Linked DNA regions of Homo sapiens: region 1 is linked to region 2. Evidence: chromatin loops called from intact Hi-C (ENCODE). Cell type or tissue: OCI-LY7. All regions are shown on one strand.

Evidence for each region. Peaks named below come from ENCODE experiments on the same cell type or tissue, not always from the same donor. Only the 100,000 strongest peaks of a DNase experiment are listed, where the experiment ranks them.
Region 1: it touches region 2 in a loop (9-fold over the local background); 4 of 110 quality-filtered maps call a loop at or near these places.

The regions. Positions count from the first base shown.
Region 1 is chr9:121,835,706-121,843,705 of GRCh38, reverse strand. All of the region lies in intron 8 of TTLL11 (tubulin tyrosine ligase like 11), which reads left to right. Among named protein-coding and RNA genes, the nearest start is that of DAB2IP, 190 kb to the right of the region's middle. In OCI-LY7, CTCF peaks have their summits at 1,887 (motif pointing left), 4,277 and 4,480 (motif pointing left); a DNase peak (open chromatin) is centred at 4,445.
Region 2 is chr9:121,987,998-121,995,997 of GRCh38, reverse strand. It overlaps TTLL11 (tubulin tyrosine ligase like 11), which reads left to right. Exons shown (of 9, transcript NM_001139442.2): 4 at 6,228-6,803. Among named protein-coding and RNA genes, the nearest start is that of TTLL11, 100 kb to the left of the region's middle. In OCI-LY7, CTCF peaks have their summits at 2,980, 3,179 (motif pointing right), 6,640 and 6,843 (motif pointing right); DNase peaks (open chromatin) are centred at 3,217 and 3,807; H3K4me3 peaks cover 607 bases; H3K27ac peaks cover 1,985 bases.

The DNA.
Region 1 (8,000 bases), 150 kb after region 2:
GCAAGACCCTGTCTCTAATAATAATAATAATAACAAAAAATAAGTAAATAAATAATAGTTTCCCGCATTAGCAGGCCTTTGTTATGGAGAGTGCTCTAGGCATATTCCAAAATGGTTACCTCCCCCACCCCTTTCTGAAGCATGAGAAGATTTTCTCTAATCTTTTTCTTGAGAACCTGGTGGGGCTCCTGGAGCCCCACTCACAAAAAGGTGGGAGACCCCCTAAGACTGGCCCCCAGGCGTTTTTAACTCAACCTAGTTAAAGGTTGAGCCTCACACTGTCTCTAGCAACTCATCAATTACGAGTGAAATGTTCTTATCAGCTCCTGGCTCCAGAAGCTTCTGCTCCTGGTAAGCTGAACTCAGCTGTGATTCTCTATATTCACAGGTCTCAATGGTTTTTAGGGTGGTGGCTTGTCCTGTGACCTCAGTACTCATGGATCTTAGAAAAGTCATTGATTTTTCAATTTGTTCAGCTTTTTTTTATTGTTGTAAAGATGGGAGTGACTACTTCTCTCATTTTTTTTTTTAAATAAAGATGGGGGTCTCACTATGTTGCTGAGGCTGGTCTTGAACTACTGCGCTCAAGGGATCCTCCAGCCTCGGCCCCCATAGTGCTGGGATTACAGGTATATGTCACTGTGCCCAGCCAGGAGCAATGACTTCTAAGCTCTTTATGCGTCAGAGCTGAAACTAAAAGTCCTCTGTTAGCATTTCGCACATCTCCCAACAATCCTGAGATTTAAGCTCTGTACTCCAGGTTACAGAGAAGAAAGCTAAGGCTCAGAGAGGTTAAATAATGTGTCCAAGGTCACCCAGCTCGTGAGTGGTAGAGCCATAATTCTTTGTCTTTAGATTCTAATGGTCTTTGAGAAACTGCAGCAATGACCAACATTCCAGAAGTGTTTACCTTTCAGAGATTCTCCGGGGAAATCTGGGCTTACTCATTTAACCCAAGAGAGCAGAGAGAATCTCACAAACCATCTGATCAGTTATTTGTCATCAAAAAATGCCCAGGTTACCCAAGACAGAGACTCATCTGGCCCATAGGAGCCACCTTCAGAATTCATGGGTAACATTTCCTACATATTCACCTTATTCATCTTACTGACATGGAATCATAGTGTTCAAAAGTAGAAGGGGGCCAGGCACACAGTAGCTCATGCCTGTACTTTGGGAGGCCAAGGCAGGAGGATCACTTGAGCCCAGGAGTTTGTGACCAGCCTGGGAAACATAGCGAGACCCTGACTCTACACACACATACACAAAGTTACAAAAACATTAGCCAGGCAGGGTGGCATGCACCTATAATCCTGGTTACTTAGAATGCTGGGGCAGGAGGATTGCTTGAGCCCAGGAACTTGAAGCTGCGGTGAGCTATGATTACATCACTGCACTCCAGTCCTCCAGCCTGGGTGACAGAGAGAGACCACGTGTCTTTTTTTTTTAAAAAAAAGGAGAGGGAGCCCTAAAGATCATCTCTTTCAACCCCCTTGTTTTACATGTGAGGGACTCTGAGACCCTAGCAAAGTATTGGAAGAAGCACCGACTGTCCATTGACTTTCTACATCCCCAGCCTGCTCTTTTTCCAGATGTTTTAAGCAGTAAGTTAGACACATTCCTTTTTGAGATAGTCCACAAATATGTGATGAAATATACCCTGTCCTTTGCCCCCTGAGAGGTGGAAGAAGGCAGGCACATGCTCTCGGGGAGCTCTGCATCTCGCTGGAAGAATTGGGACACTTCCAGTGGTCAGGCATCCATGTCTTCCCTGAAGTCTAGAGAGACGAGTGGTTCTCAACTGGGGACAATTTTAACTCCCAGGGGGACATCTGGCCACGATTTGAGACATTTTTAGTTGTCATACTGGGGGAAGGGAGTTGCTATACTGGCATCTAGTGGGTCAAGCCGACGGCTGCTGCTAGACAACCTGAAATGCACAAGACAGACCCCCACAACAAACAATGGTCTGGCCCAACGATAATAATCATTGGGCTTTTCCCCTTCAGCTTCCTGGGCTGCTGTAACAGTTCTTCGTGCCCCACCACAGCCACACCATGCAGCTGCCACGTGACTCAGGGCAAAGATGTGTCCTCAGCCCGGGAGGCCCCAAGCAGCCTCTAGAGAAAGGGAGCTCACCTCGTCTGTTCCACGAGACCTTACATGACTGAGTGCGTTCTTCTTGGTAGCAGGTGGGAGTCTCTGCCCACACTTCCCCACTGATCACATCTGCGAAGGGAGGAGGAAGCCTTACATAAGCGCAGCCTCAGAGAACCTTCTGTCATTTTGGCAACACAGGGCCTGGAGAAGCCCCTCCCTTCCAAAATCTCATGGGGAGCACGGTTCTGTTCTGAATGGGCGCTGGAGGGTTTGCCTGCTACCTGCAGGATACAGGTACATCTGAGCTCTTTAGCCTTTGAGATTAGACTTGCCAGCCTCATCTCCATCCTCCACAACCACAGCCCCCATTCCCGCCACACTCTTCGCCCACACGTCCTGTGCTGCTTGGGGCCAGCCAACGTGCTTCCATCGTGGGGCCTCTGCTCATGGTGTCTCCTTCCTGTAACATCCCTCCCTGCCTTGATTGCCTGCACAAGGCCCATGGGTGAGACGGTTGTCTGTGAAGCTTCCAGACCCTTCTCCCTGCCCTCCCTGCCAAACAGCCATGCTCTCTCCTTGCTCTGTTGATTCCAGGCACACCTCCCCAGCCGTCATAGCTCGCTGGATCAGAAGTATTTGTAGGTGTCTTATCCCCTTTCCACCTGCTCCCAGTGGAGGCCAAGTGCCTCGTGCCAGTGCCTGATTCATGTTTGGGGCCCAGGGCCTAGCACAGGGAAAGCTTATTGAATAATCAAGCAAGTGAGTGAACAAATAGGTAGATGGGGTCTCACTAGGCTCCTTACTCTCAGAGTGACAACTTCCAGGACCTCATGGTTCCCTATTGGTCACCTGGTGTCTGGACACAGGCCACGTGGCCTCAACTCTGCCTCCTCATTGAAACTGTATGATCAGCTGGGCATGGTGGCTCATGCCTGTAATCCCAGCACTTTGGGAGGCTGAGGCAGGCAGATCACTTAAGGTCAGGAGTTCAAGACCAACCTGGGCAACATGGTGAAACCCCATCTCTACTAAAAATACAAAAAGTAGCCAAGCATGGTGGCAATTGCATATAATCCCAGCTACCTGGAAGGCTGAGGCAGGAGAATCGCTTGAACCTGGTAGGTAGAGGTTGCAGTGAGCCAACATCAAGCCACTATACTCCCTCCAGCCTGAGTGACAAAGCGAGACCCTGTCTCAGAAAAGAAAAAAGAAGCTGTATGATCTTGAACAAGTCACTTGCCCCCTCCAGCCTGTGCATCCATCGGTAGCCAGCTGTCACATCGCAGCGCACTGTGTTCCATGCATCCGAGGATACGTGGTGGTCCCAAGTTGGGGAGGTAATAGATCTTAACCGAGTTCAGGACTGTCCCTAATTCTTCTCTTGCGGTTGCCCTAACTGGCCCCCAGATAGCACTGCTCCTAGGCATGAATACAGTGAAAGAAACATTTTCGTGCACTAATAAAATTACCTTCTGTAAAGAAGGCAATTTGCATGTTAATGTTTTGGGTGATTCGATGCAGCTCCAGTGCCCTCCAGGCTGCAGTTTCTCTCTGACAAAGTGACAAAAATAAACTCCCGCATAAAAGAGCATTTCTCTTCTCTCTCATTTGTGCTCTAACGTGACATTCTTAATGTGAGTCAAGTTGAAACCCACTGCTCTGTCTTATTTTTGACACTGATCTGCCTCCTGTCACCGCTCCAAATGGCAGGCCAGCTTTGAAGAGCTCCTCAGAGGGGTCTCACCTTGAGGATAGGGCTCAGTCCACTTGGTGAGTGGGCACTGCTCTGCCCTGCCCAAGGCTGAGAAGGCTGAGGCTGAGGTCTTCTGGAGATTCTAGAAGGCCCCGCCAGTTAACTGCTGGACAGTCGGGGGGATGGGGAAGAGGGTTGCTGTTGGTGGCTGAGTTAGGGCCAATTTGCCCGTCTTCCAATTTGCCCATCTTTGGATAGAATGGGAATTCTGAGCCGCAGCCCTCCATGAGAATACTCTTTATTCTGCCAGGCTTGGCCCCTCTCATGACTTAAAGACAATCAAGAAAGAAGGCCATGTTTCCAGTGTGTCTTCCATGTGCCAGACACAGGCCCAGCCCCTTATGTCTGTTTTCTATCACTGAGCCCCCCAGAGCCGGGCAGGGTAGAAAGAAACTGAGGCTCCCAGCTGGGCAGTGAGTAAGCGAAGATCACCCCGCAATGTGTAAGAGGCCAACCCTGGATTTGAACTTAGGCATGTCTGATATCAAGCCTGGATTTTTTCTACCCTAAGTGGATCACCTAATGTTCAATGAGCCGCCCCTACACGCCAGGCACTGGGGGTGATGGGGACGTGCAGGGATGAACAGAACACCCAAGCCCTAGCACTGCTGACATCCGGTGGCCGAGGCAGACATTAAACATGGAAACGCAGAAATTGCATGTAATTAGACGTTGTGATGCGTTCTGTGAAATAAGTTTTAATGAGGAGGACAGAGAGGACCTCATTTATATTAAGAGGTGGATCAAAGAGATGTGTCAGTGAAGGTAATGCTGAGATGGAAGCTTCGCCAGGTGGGACTCAGGGTGTTCTGAGCAGAGGCCAGGGACCGGCCCCAAGGTGGGAATGCGGGGAGCAGGTTCTGCGAAATGAAGGCCCGCAGGGTGACGGGAGCAGGGGCGTGGGTTACAGCGGCAGCTGGAGAGGCGGGGCTCGATCCCTCAGAGCAGGGCAAGAAAGGTGGGCAGGGCAAGAAATGTTGTTGTTGAAGAGTTTAAAGTGGGGGAGTGCGTGGTTTGATCTATCTTTGCTTGCTTGCTTGCTTGCTTGCTTGCTTGCTTGCTTGCTTGCTTTCTTGCTTGCTTGCTTGCTTTCTCTCTTTCTTTCTCTCTTTCTTTCTTTCTTTTCTTTCTTTCTTGACAGAATCTTACTCTGTCACCCAGTCTGGAGTGCAGTGGCACAATCTCAGCTCACTGCAACCTCCGCCTCCTGGGTTCAAGCGATTCTTGTGCTTCAGCCTCCTGAGTAGCTGGGACTACAGGCACATGCCACAACGCCCTGCTAATTTTTGTATTTTTGGTAGAGACAGGGTTTCACCATGTTGGCCAGGCTGGTCTTGAGCTTCTGACCTCAGGTGATCCGCCCACCTCGGCCTCCCAAAGTGCTGGGATTACAGGCATGAGCCACTATGCCCAGCCCTGATTTGTGTTTCTAAAAGGTCATTCTGGATGCTGTATTGAAAGGGGCAATAGTGGAAACAGGGAGACCAGCGAGGAGGCTGTGGGGGCTTCAAGGGACGACAGCTGCTCAGGTGGGGGAGGGCAGGAGAGCAGAGGTTTATGGTCCTAGGGATGTGGAGGTGTTGAGAGGAGGTAAGAGAAGTCTCAAAAATGACCTCAGGCTTCTGGCTTGAACAACTAGGTGGGTGGAGAGACCATTTATTAAAATGGGCGAGACTCAAGGAAAAACAGAATTGGGAAGGGAAGACCAAGAGATTCATTTTTAACAGGCTAATGCGATATCCCAGTGGCAAAAAAGCAGGCTGGCCTGGAGACAATGATTTGGAGGGCATGGATTCATTGAAGGTATTTCAACCTGGGGAATGAATGACAGGAAGAGAGAGCGAGAGAGAGAGCCCTGTGGGGCCCACAGCAAGGAAAAGCAGACAGAAGCCAGCAAGAGAGAGAGAGCAAGAAGCAGGAGAGCGAGATGAAACAGACGTGGGAAGACCGTGTCTCCAGGAGGGAGGCTTCCACGTGGTCACATGCTGTGGGGAGAGAGCCAAGAGGAGCTCAGAGCTGACATGGGAGTGGAAGGTACCCAGGCGTTTGGCGTGAGCCCTTTGGGAGGAGAGACAGGGAGTGGACATCCTCTCTTGAGCTGGAAGGGAGGCTGTGGAGGCAGTGCCACCCCAGGAGGGAAGGGCAGTCTGGCTGAGAAGGGAACAGAGAGAGAGAGGATAGTGACAGGAAGGCAGGCTTTTCAACCACACAAGATCCCAGGGCTGGTTGATGGCAGATGGTGGCATTCAGGAGCAGGGGAGAAACTGACAAGCTGGGAGCATTAATCAGGACCGACTGTAGACAAACTCCCTTTCCTCCCCTCATCCCTCACCCCCACCCGCTCCAGGCCCACCTGCCAGACCGCCCACAGCACCAGCTCTGTTCCCTAACACCCTGAAAAAGCCCTTTCAAAGCACCAAGATTTTGTACTACTAGTTCCTCTCCTCAGAAAGATCTTCCTCCTCAGTGCTGATCCTTGAAGATCCCAACCCCAAGTTAATTTGGCAAGAGCTATCAAAACATACTAGTAAAAATAATACTTGACCCATAAGTTCCACTGGAAAGAGATGATTGCTCATTCAAGTATGTACTGATATATACACAAAGATGTTCATTGCACCATTATTCACAATATCAAAAAAAGAAGAAAACAGGAGAAAAGCATCCTAAGTGTCCATTAGTAGGGGAAGGATTTTAGAAACTCATGGTACATCTATACTATGGAATTCTATACAGTCTATAAACAACAGGGTAGATCTATATATGCTGACACGGAGAAGCGTCAAGGCATGGTTAAAATTGTGTAAGTGCAGTACGGTAGCTATAAGGTGATCCTATTTGTGTGCAAAATTATATGGATACAGATATTGATGCACACAGCAGTGCACATATTTCATTTTTATGCGTATATGCCAGAAATTGCAAACAGCATTCACTTCCAGCTCACAGGAATTGGAGGTCGCAAGGCAGAGGAGGGAAACAGGACCTTCACTTTCCACTACCTGTGCATTGCCTCTGTCTGAATTTTCTCACCATGTGCACCACAGGCACCCTGTAACCTATCCTGCCTCTTCCAGGCAATGACTTGCTTCTTCCTTTGTGTTCTAACACCCCCATCTCACGTTGGGTCATCCTACCCTCTCCCTGCTTCTCCCTGCCCTGCATCAGAGGAGGCTTGCCCATCTGTGAATCTGCACATTGAGGAGTCAGCCAGGGCTGGCAGAACTGAGTGGTCATGGTTACTGCCTTCTGAATCCTCAGATCCTCGTAGAGAAAGGCTGTGGTGATGGAAGAAGAGGTTGATTTACTCTGTGTTAAACTGGGGTGTCGGGGGAGGTTTTGCACATTTCAGCTCCCAGGCAGAGAGCAGAGAGCACATGGCAGTGAGAAGGGACCTCCTGGGGCAGTGGTGAGCTCCCCATCACTGGAAGCAACCAAGTTGGGGGGCTGGATGGCTGTTGTTAGCAATGTCAGGAAGGGCAACCCATGCCCTTCAGAATCTCACAGGGCAACTACAGAAAGCCACAGCGACAGGACCAGAAATCATGCTTTATCTGCCCTGGTTTTTTATCCCCACTACCAGCCCCAGCCTGGAGGACTCTGAGTGAATGGCTAGGTCTGCCCACACCCAACTAACACACAGAGCCCAAGACAAATGCAAAGCTTTGCCATATCACTAAACAAAGGCAAACAACCACAGACAATCAGGGGCCATAAAAGCATCTACCATCCAGATTTTGTTCTGAGGATTAAACAAAAGGTGCCCATAAAGTACTCACCACAGTGCCTGACACATATTAAGCACGTGTTGTATACAGACCACTCTTAGTAATCCCTCTTGTCATTCTGGGTGTTGTTGTTACCCTGCAAGGGCCTAGATTGTGTTATCTCTGAAGTCCTTTTTAAGCCAGAGATTTTGACCACTTGCTGAGGAATGAGTCCTGAGCCTCCAAAGGTTCTATAGGAGCCATTAATCTCTCGAGAAATGTCCACAACAGCATGAAGCAGTTGCAGGAAGCAGTGACTAGAACTGTGGCCCTGTCTTCCCAGATGGTGACTCAGGAACTTGTGTTCGTGTCATGATGGAATCAGGGGTGACGTTGGATGGGACTGGACTGAGACCTCTGGGCCACTCTGCTGTGGCCAG
Region 2 (8,000 bases):
CTTCAAAAGCCAGGGAGTGCTGAAAATGTTTGCCTGCACAGTGGCAGGCACTACTTCTCACGGGCCCGTGGTTCCCGCGCTCACCACGGAGCTTGAGAGGTCTGTTCGGATACCTGTGCTCCAGTTCGAGGTATGCGCCATCTGAGTTTAGAGTCTGAGTCTCATCCCTGTCGGACAGCAGCTCTTATTCTTTCCAAGCTTGGGAGAGTTGTTGTATCAGAATTAATCATCTGTAGGAGATATCGGACAACCTGGCCTGGTTCCGATGAACAGTAGAGGGCTTGCGGGATATTATAAAGTCCTAAATTAGCTCTGTCTGGAGTCGTGCAAATAATACTCATTAGATGAAGTGAATTCCTCCTCTCCTTGTCCCCACTTTCCTTCAATGAGACCTGCTCCTCTCCCTGTAGTCCCTAAATCTGTTAATGGTAACATCACCCCTCCCAAAATTGCTGAAGTCCCAAACCGTGAGCTCACCCATGACCCTTTCCTCTCTCGCCTTTCACATCTGTCCAGTCACCAGGTGCCCTGATTCTACCTCTTCTCTCAGCTCCCTATTTCAACCGCATTGTCCCTGCCCCAGCTCAGGCCTTTGGACCTTTGATAGCCTCGGGTCCTTCCTACACCTGGTTTCATTCCTTCCAAACTATCTTCCTCCTGGGTGCCCTGGTGATGCGTGGATGCATGTCCCTCGCCAGTTGAAACTCCATCCTTCGCCTGCAGATCGAGTATAAATACAGGGTGTTTGGGGTCTGTTCTGCCCGTTCCAGCCTCTGGCTCCCAGGTGCCCTCTTCTTCCTCTCTATCCTGTCTCTGGATAATCTGGCCCATTGCGAGGGCCTTGGCCATCCTTGGGGGCCTGACGACCCCAGATCTCTCTCCCAAGCTCCAGACACATTTCCCAGGGACCACAAACCTCTCTAGGTGCGTGCCCTCCAGGGTCCTCTGTGCAGCTCATCATCTTCCCACTGCCTCCCCTCTGCCTTTCCTCATTCCCTTATATTCCCTGTGACTACCTAGACATAGGGGGATTATCCTTTATGTTCCTGTCTCTCTCTCCCAGTCATCCAGTTTTGTTGATTTTAGCTCCAAAATATTTCCCAAACCTCTGTCCTTCCCTCTGACTCCACTGCAGCCTCAGTTTGGACTTTTCCTGTCTGCCCCAGACCATCCAACCACTTGGGTAAATTTTCTATGTGACAGCCTGAGGCATCATCCCATAATACACATCTAATTAAGTTGCTTTCTTCTCAAAACCTTTCAGGGAGTCCCCATCATTTTAGGACATTGCTCAAACTCTAAACCAACATTCAAGGGCCTTCCCTATGAGACTCTTACTTCCTAGCTAGGCCTGATCTTCCTCCATCCCCTTCTCATACATCTCTCATTCATTCTGGCATGGGCTCTGGAATCTGCCTGCCTGGGTTCAAATCCTGCCTTTGTGACCTATTGGCTGTGTAATCTTTGACAAATTACTTGACATCTCTGGGCCTCCCTCTCCCTATCTGTAAAATAGGATTGTTGTGAGGATTAAGTGAGATAATACCTCCAAAGTGCTTAGAACAGTGCCTGACCCATAATAAGTGCTCAGTAAGCGTGTGCTAATGTTATTATTATTATTCGTGGTGGTGGTATTATCTGGCCCCTGCCAATCTCACTAGTGGGATTTCCATGTGCATACCCCCTCCACCTCTTATGTTCTCCAGCCGTCGGAACTATCTACAGTTTCCCAGAAGTGTCCTGCCCGCTCCTGCCTTCATAACCCCCCACCGAAGCAGCACATCATCTGCCCAGGTCCTTCCTTTCTGCCCCACTGCTCTGTCTCCCACTCTGCCCCAACAGGCCATTCTTGCCCTTTCCATCTGGCCCTAGGTGACCTCACTGCAGACTGCCTTCCATCTTAAGTGGACTCAGAAATTGCCCTGAACATTGAGGTAGGAATTTGCCCTGGGTACCAGGCTCATATCCCTGAGGCTGGCAGGGGCTGGCCCTGCCTCCTGTCTGGCATGCACCGTGTGACACTGATTTTGTCTACCAGAGGCTTGTTTTTGCCTGAGATCTGTAGCGTGTACCTGTGACATCAAAGGTCTGAGTTGCTAAGATTGGATGCAAATCCACCTGAGTGACAAAGGACTGCCCTAACTGGTTTTGACTTCCCCAGTATTGCAGACACAGTATTTCTTCAGAAATTGGCCTCTTACCTGCCCCTCATTGCTAATAATGTTTTGTGGCTTGATATTCTAGTTGCTGAATTTCTCCCTCCAAACATTTTAGCTTGCTTCCTCCAAATGCCCTGCTGATTTCCTCAAATGCATCATAAATCTCAGACCCAAATCTCCTCCTCTTATAGATCATCCCAATGTGCTGATCCCAACAGCACAGCAGGAACTCTCCGACGTGATGAATGCCACTTGTGTGTTTGTAACGCAGCCTTCGACTGTGGTGATATCAAGATAAATCATGGTTCAGCATTTGCTCGCTGGCGGAAGCCAGGGACCTTAGTCTGACCCCTTTATTTTATAGGTGACTACAACAAAGCCCAGAAAGTTAGGTGACTTTCTCGAGGTCACACAGTCAGAAACAATTGGGACTAAAATCCAGATTTTCTGTTTTTCACTATAGTACTATCTCTAACTTACCAAAAGCTATGACTTAAAAAAATTAAAAATTAATCTTAAAATTTTGGTAAAATATACATGACAAGATTTACCAGATTAACCATTTTTAAATGTACATTGTATGTATGTTAAGTGTACAGTGGCATTAAGTACATTCACATTTTTGTACAACTATCATCCATGTCCAGAACTTATTTTATCTTGCAAAACTGAAACTCTGTACCCAATAATCATTAATTCTCCATTCCCTCCCACCCCAGCCCTGGAAAACACCATTGTAATTTCTGTCTCTATGAATTTGACTGCTCTAGGTACCTCATATAAGTGCATTCTTACTTACAGTATTTGTCTTTTTGGGTCTAGTTTATTTCACTTAGCATAGTATCCTCAGGATGCATCCATTTTGTGCCATGTGTGAGAATTTCTTTCCTTCTTAAGGCTGAATAATATTTCATTTGTAGTGGTGTTTCTTTAAGACCATTTTAATGTCTTAGTAGAGTATCTTACTGCTCAGTAGTGTTGGAATTTTGAACGGGGTGACTTTCCCAGTAGCGGTTTCTAAATGTCCACTAGGGGGCAGTAAAAGCCACATAAAGTTTTCAGTAGGCCCGCGGAGTGCCAGGCAATTAGGCCACCACCTCCTCTGTGTATCTCTTTCAGCCATCCGTGTATACCGTTACAAGGTAATGGATTTCAGGTCCAACAGCAGGTTTGGATAAAACTAGAGATACCATCAGTTGTAGCATAAGCGCGAGTCTTCCTCACACTCCAGCTAACACCAGTGCAGAATACTTCATTCAATATGTTGGTTTCAGATGGTATTTTTATTTAATTCACTTAGTCTAGTGATTCTCAGACAGAGTGCTCATCAGAATCACCTGCGGTGATTTTTCCAGAATACACATGCCCAGGTCTCATCTCAGATCGATTAAATCAGAATTGCTGAGGCTGGGGCCCAGGAATATCGATGATATTTTCATTCTGGTCCATGACTTCTTTTTAAGAGCCAACGTGTTACTTTTTAACTTTAATAACTGCTGGGAAAGGGTCATTCTTGAATAAACCTCAGAGGAGAGTGAATATGAATTCTGAAAAATGTTTCTCTTTTTAGGGTAGTAGTGGCGGAAGGGTCTGGTGGCTATGGGAACCACGTTCTGAACAATTGTGAGGGTTTCCTGTAAATCACACCTGCGCTTTAACAAGCAAGGAACCCAGACAGAAGATTTGAAACTGGGGCAGTCTGGCCAACTCAGGATCTACAGATATAGTTCCTGGATGGCCATACTCAGGGCCAAAATCTTTAGGGTGAGGCCAGAGTACAGACCTCAGTGCTGTCTGATACATTAGGAGGATCTTTCCTACAGTAAGCGGAGGAACAAGAGATCTTCAGTTTTATCTTAGAGGCAAAAATGGCACCGCAAACTTGAGGTGGGGTCGGGAGACCTCAGTTCTCATCCTGACCATACTGCCAGCCAGTTGTGGGACCCAAGGGAAGTCACGTCACCTCTCTGAGCCTCCGTTTCCCCCTTGACTTTTGAGAGTACTGGGTGATGATGATCCCTGAGGATTCTTCTAGTTCTAAAAATTCAATGATTCTATGAGTATTAATAATCTTGATTTGTATGGCACTATTCTGGCAAAGAGCAGAAGTATTCAGGAATCCAATGAGTGACGGAGACTATTGACCAGGTAGTTTAATTTATTTAAGGCATATACATGGAATTCAAAGGAGAAAATATTGCTCTGGATAATATATTGAACTGTTAGTGTCTTCGGCATAGCAAAAGCTTTCCAGAGGGAAAAATTTCCCATCAGTGCAAACTTGACATTTTTCACTTCCTGGTCCATAACTGCCATTTGTCCAGCACACTTATATTTACTGTAAAGGGCCAAGTGTACGAATGCTTTGGTTGAATATTAAATAACTACATAAACGTCAAGGTCACAGTTGCAAGAAAGCCTCAGTGGAAGGCCCTGGGAGGCTTGCATTGATCTCTTGTGAAGTTCCATTCTCGGATCCTGCTGACAAGGGGAAACAATTGATGTGGACCATTATTAAGGCTTTAAGTGTTTCTCCATTGTTAAAGATCTTTTACAAGCCCAGAATAAGTGATAGTGCCCAAGGAATTGGCAAAAGCTTTATTTAGAAATATAGGCTGGTCAAAGAGATAAGCGCAAGGCACAAGCCAGAGTGCAGATGTCCTGGCTTGGGCTTACACAGCAAAGGTGGAGAGCTGAGAGGAGTCTGTCACTGGGGCACCCACCAACTCAGCCTGCCAGGCACTGCTGTCAGATTTCAGAGGGGAACTTTCACACCAGAAGCTGCAGAGAGCATGGATCCCTCTTTCAAATCCACCCTTACATTTCCTCCAGCTTCTCTCTGCTTGTGAAAACCTCCTCTCCTGCCATTTCAGTCCATCCGCTCTCCATAGCTGCAGGAAGCACCTCACCAGCATCAGGGGCAATGGGGCGAGGATGAATTATGCAGACCCACAGGTCCAGATCGACTATCTGGACTGGTCAAGTGCCTGGATAGTTAATTATGTGAGTGTTCTGCTGACCTGGAGCTGGGAGGAGAGCAAATACTGTGGACGACGGGATCTTGTTTCAAAAAGATCTCAACAGATGGAAGGATTGGTCAGGTCTACCAGATGAACTTTAGAAGGGATGTAAACATAAAACAAACATTTCCTGTGCACTAGCTCAGCTCTGTGTTTGGTGTTGCGCTTGGCCCTTTGTACGTTTTAGTTTATTTCATCCTTACAACGACACAGTGAGGGTAGGTGTCTATATCCCCATTTTTAAAGTGAGGAAACCAAGACATGGTAGGATAGAGGAAGGTCCAAGGGCTTCAGTCATCAATCTAGATTCCAATCCCAATTCTGCCCCCGCGTTAGCTGGCAAGTCACTTCATCTTCTAAAAAGAGTGACAGCCAGGCTTTGGATTGTCTTTTATTTCTCAGGTTCTAGGTCCTTAGCCTCTTGCATTTATGATTGCATTTAATCCTCAAAACAACCTTTCTCCTATTTCACAGATGGAAAGGGTGTAGATAACTTAAGTCACTTGTCCAAGGCTGCAGGGTAAGGAGCAGGGCCAGTGTCTGAGCCCAGGCCATCTGACTCCAACACCCATGCCCTCAGCAACTGCTGTACCCTCTCTGTTCCTGACATAAAAAGACACAACCATATTTTCTGTGAGGGTTAGATGAGCTAATTAGGTAAGTGCCTGATATAGTGCCTGGCATTTCACAGGCGCTCATAAATGATATTAGCTCACCATCATTATCATTCTCAGCACTATTATTAGTTATATGACCTGTTCAAAGTGGTAGCTAATAACTGGCGAAACAGGATTTGAACCCAGGTCTTGTGACTGCCAGTCCACTACACTCTCCACCTCGCTCTGGAGCACAAGACTGGGGACAGTCCTGATGTCACCATCTCAGTACCTTGTGCAGTGTCATCTCCATGGAAGATGCTCAGCCCCTGCTCAGATCGGCAGGGATCATCTTGTCACTCATTCACCACACATTTGCTAAGGCCTTGCTCTGTGTTAGGGATCCAGAGGGAAAACAATATAATGTCGGCCATCCTTTTTTCCCCCTCCAGGTTCAAATGGTGAAAGACGATGACCCCTCCTGGAAGCCCACTTTTATCGTGAAACCTGATGGTGGTTGTCAGGGTGATGGAATCTACCTCATTAAAGACCCCAGTGACATCCGCCTGGCAGGGACCCTCCAGAGCAGGCCAGCGGTGGTCCAGGAGTACATCTGCAAACCTCTCCTTATCGACAAGCTCAAGTTTGATATTCGTCTGTATGTCTTACTCAAGTCCTTAGACCCCTTAGAGATTTATATAGCCAAAGACGGACTCTCTAGGTTTTGTACCGAGCCATATCAGGAGCCCACCCCCAAAAACCTGCACCGCATCTTTATGCACTTAACCAACTATTCACTGAACATCCACAGCGGCAACTTCATCCACTCGGACAGTGCTAGCACTGGCAGCAAAAGGACTTTTTCCAGCATCCTTTGTAGACTGTCTTCCAAAGGCGTTGACATCAAGAAGGTCTGGTCTGACATCATCTCCGTGGTGATTAAGACGGTCATCGCGCTGACTCCAGAGCTCAAAGTCTTCTACCAGTCAGACATCCCCACGGGGAGGCCGGGCCCCACGTGCTTCCAGGTAACCATTGCCAGTTCCCAGCCTGCGTTTCCAGCCTTGACCGGCCTCAAGAGGGCTCTCTGGCTTCGTGTAGGATGAGTGATCGGGGTGGGATGGCCAGAGGAGGGGACAGTGTTGGTGGTGCTGTGGGCTTGGGTGTTAAACCTGGGCCCAACTTCCAAGCTTTCTGTTTGCTCCCTGTGTGATTTGGGGCAAGCTACTTCCCCTCTGTTACCTGTAAAATGAAATGAAGAATACCTATCTTAAAAGGTTCTTGTAAGAATTAAATGAGATAACACATGTAAAGCAGAGTTTTACATTCATTCGTTTACTCATTCATTCATTCACTTACTCATTCAACAACCTTTGCCACATGCTTAGTAGCGGTCAGACATTGTCCTGGGTTCTATTGAGACAGCAAGTCAGGGCCTTGCTTGCTGATGCATAGAGTCTGTTGTGAGAGACATATAATTTAAAAAGCAATGATTATGGAGGGTTTTAAATGCTAGAGTAGAATAAGAAACGTCTGAGGTGCTGAGATCGTGGGGCCACGTAACATTCTCTGGGCGGGAGTGGCGTGGTCAGGGAAGGCTTCCCAGAAGAAATAGCAGTTGAACTGAAACCTGGAGCGAGAGTTAGATGAAGCAGGAGAAACTGGGTAGGGGTAGGGGAGGCAAAGGGTTCCAGGTGGAAATGTGCTGAAGCCAGAGGGGTGAGTGGGAAGCAGGAGGCACTGGAAGAGGTTGAGTATGGTTGCTGGGTGGGGTTTAAGGCAGAGATGCGGGGGAGATGAGGGAAGGTGAGGTGGGAGAGAAAGGTAGGGGCTGTGTCGAGAGCCTGGGTATTGGTTCGGGGGGGTGGTCCCTGGAGAATTTTAAGCAGGGGAAAGATGCATTCCAATTTGTATGTTTCAAAGAACAGTGTCTACAGAGTAGAGAACACACTGAGACAAGGCTGGAAGTGGGGAGGTCCCTAGGAGACAGTTGCTTTCACATAAGCTGGAGAGGATGGTGGTATGGACTGGGAAGGTTGTGGTGAAGGTAGGGGGGATAGACAGATCTGGGTGCCAGGGAAGGAGCAAGAAGGGCTCAGCTTGGTGACTGGATGAGGCTGGAGAGAGAGGAGAGATGGTGGCAGTGAGGGCAGGGAGAACCTGAGGCTGATGTGCAGGTGGCTTGGGTACTTGCATGGATGGAGGCCCCGGAAGAGGACCAGGCT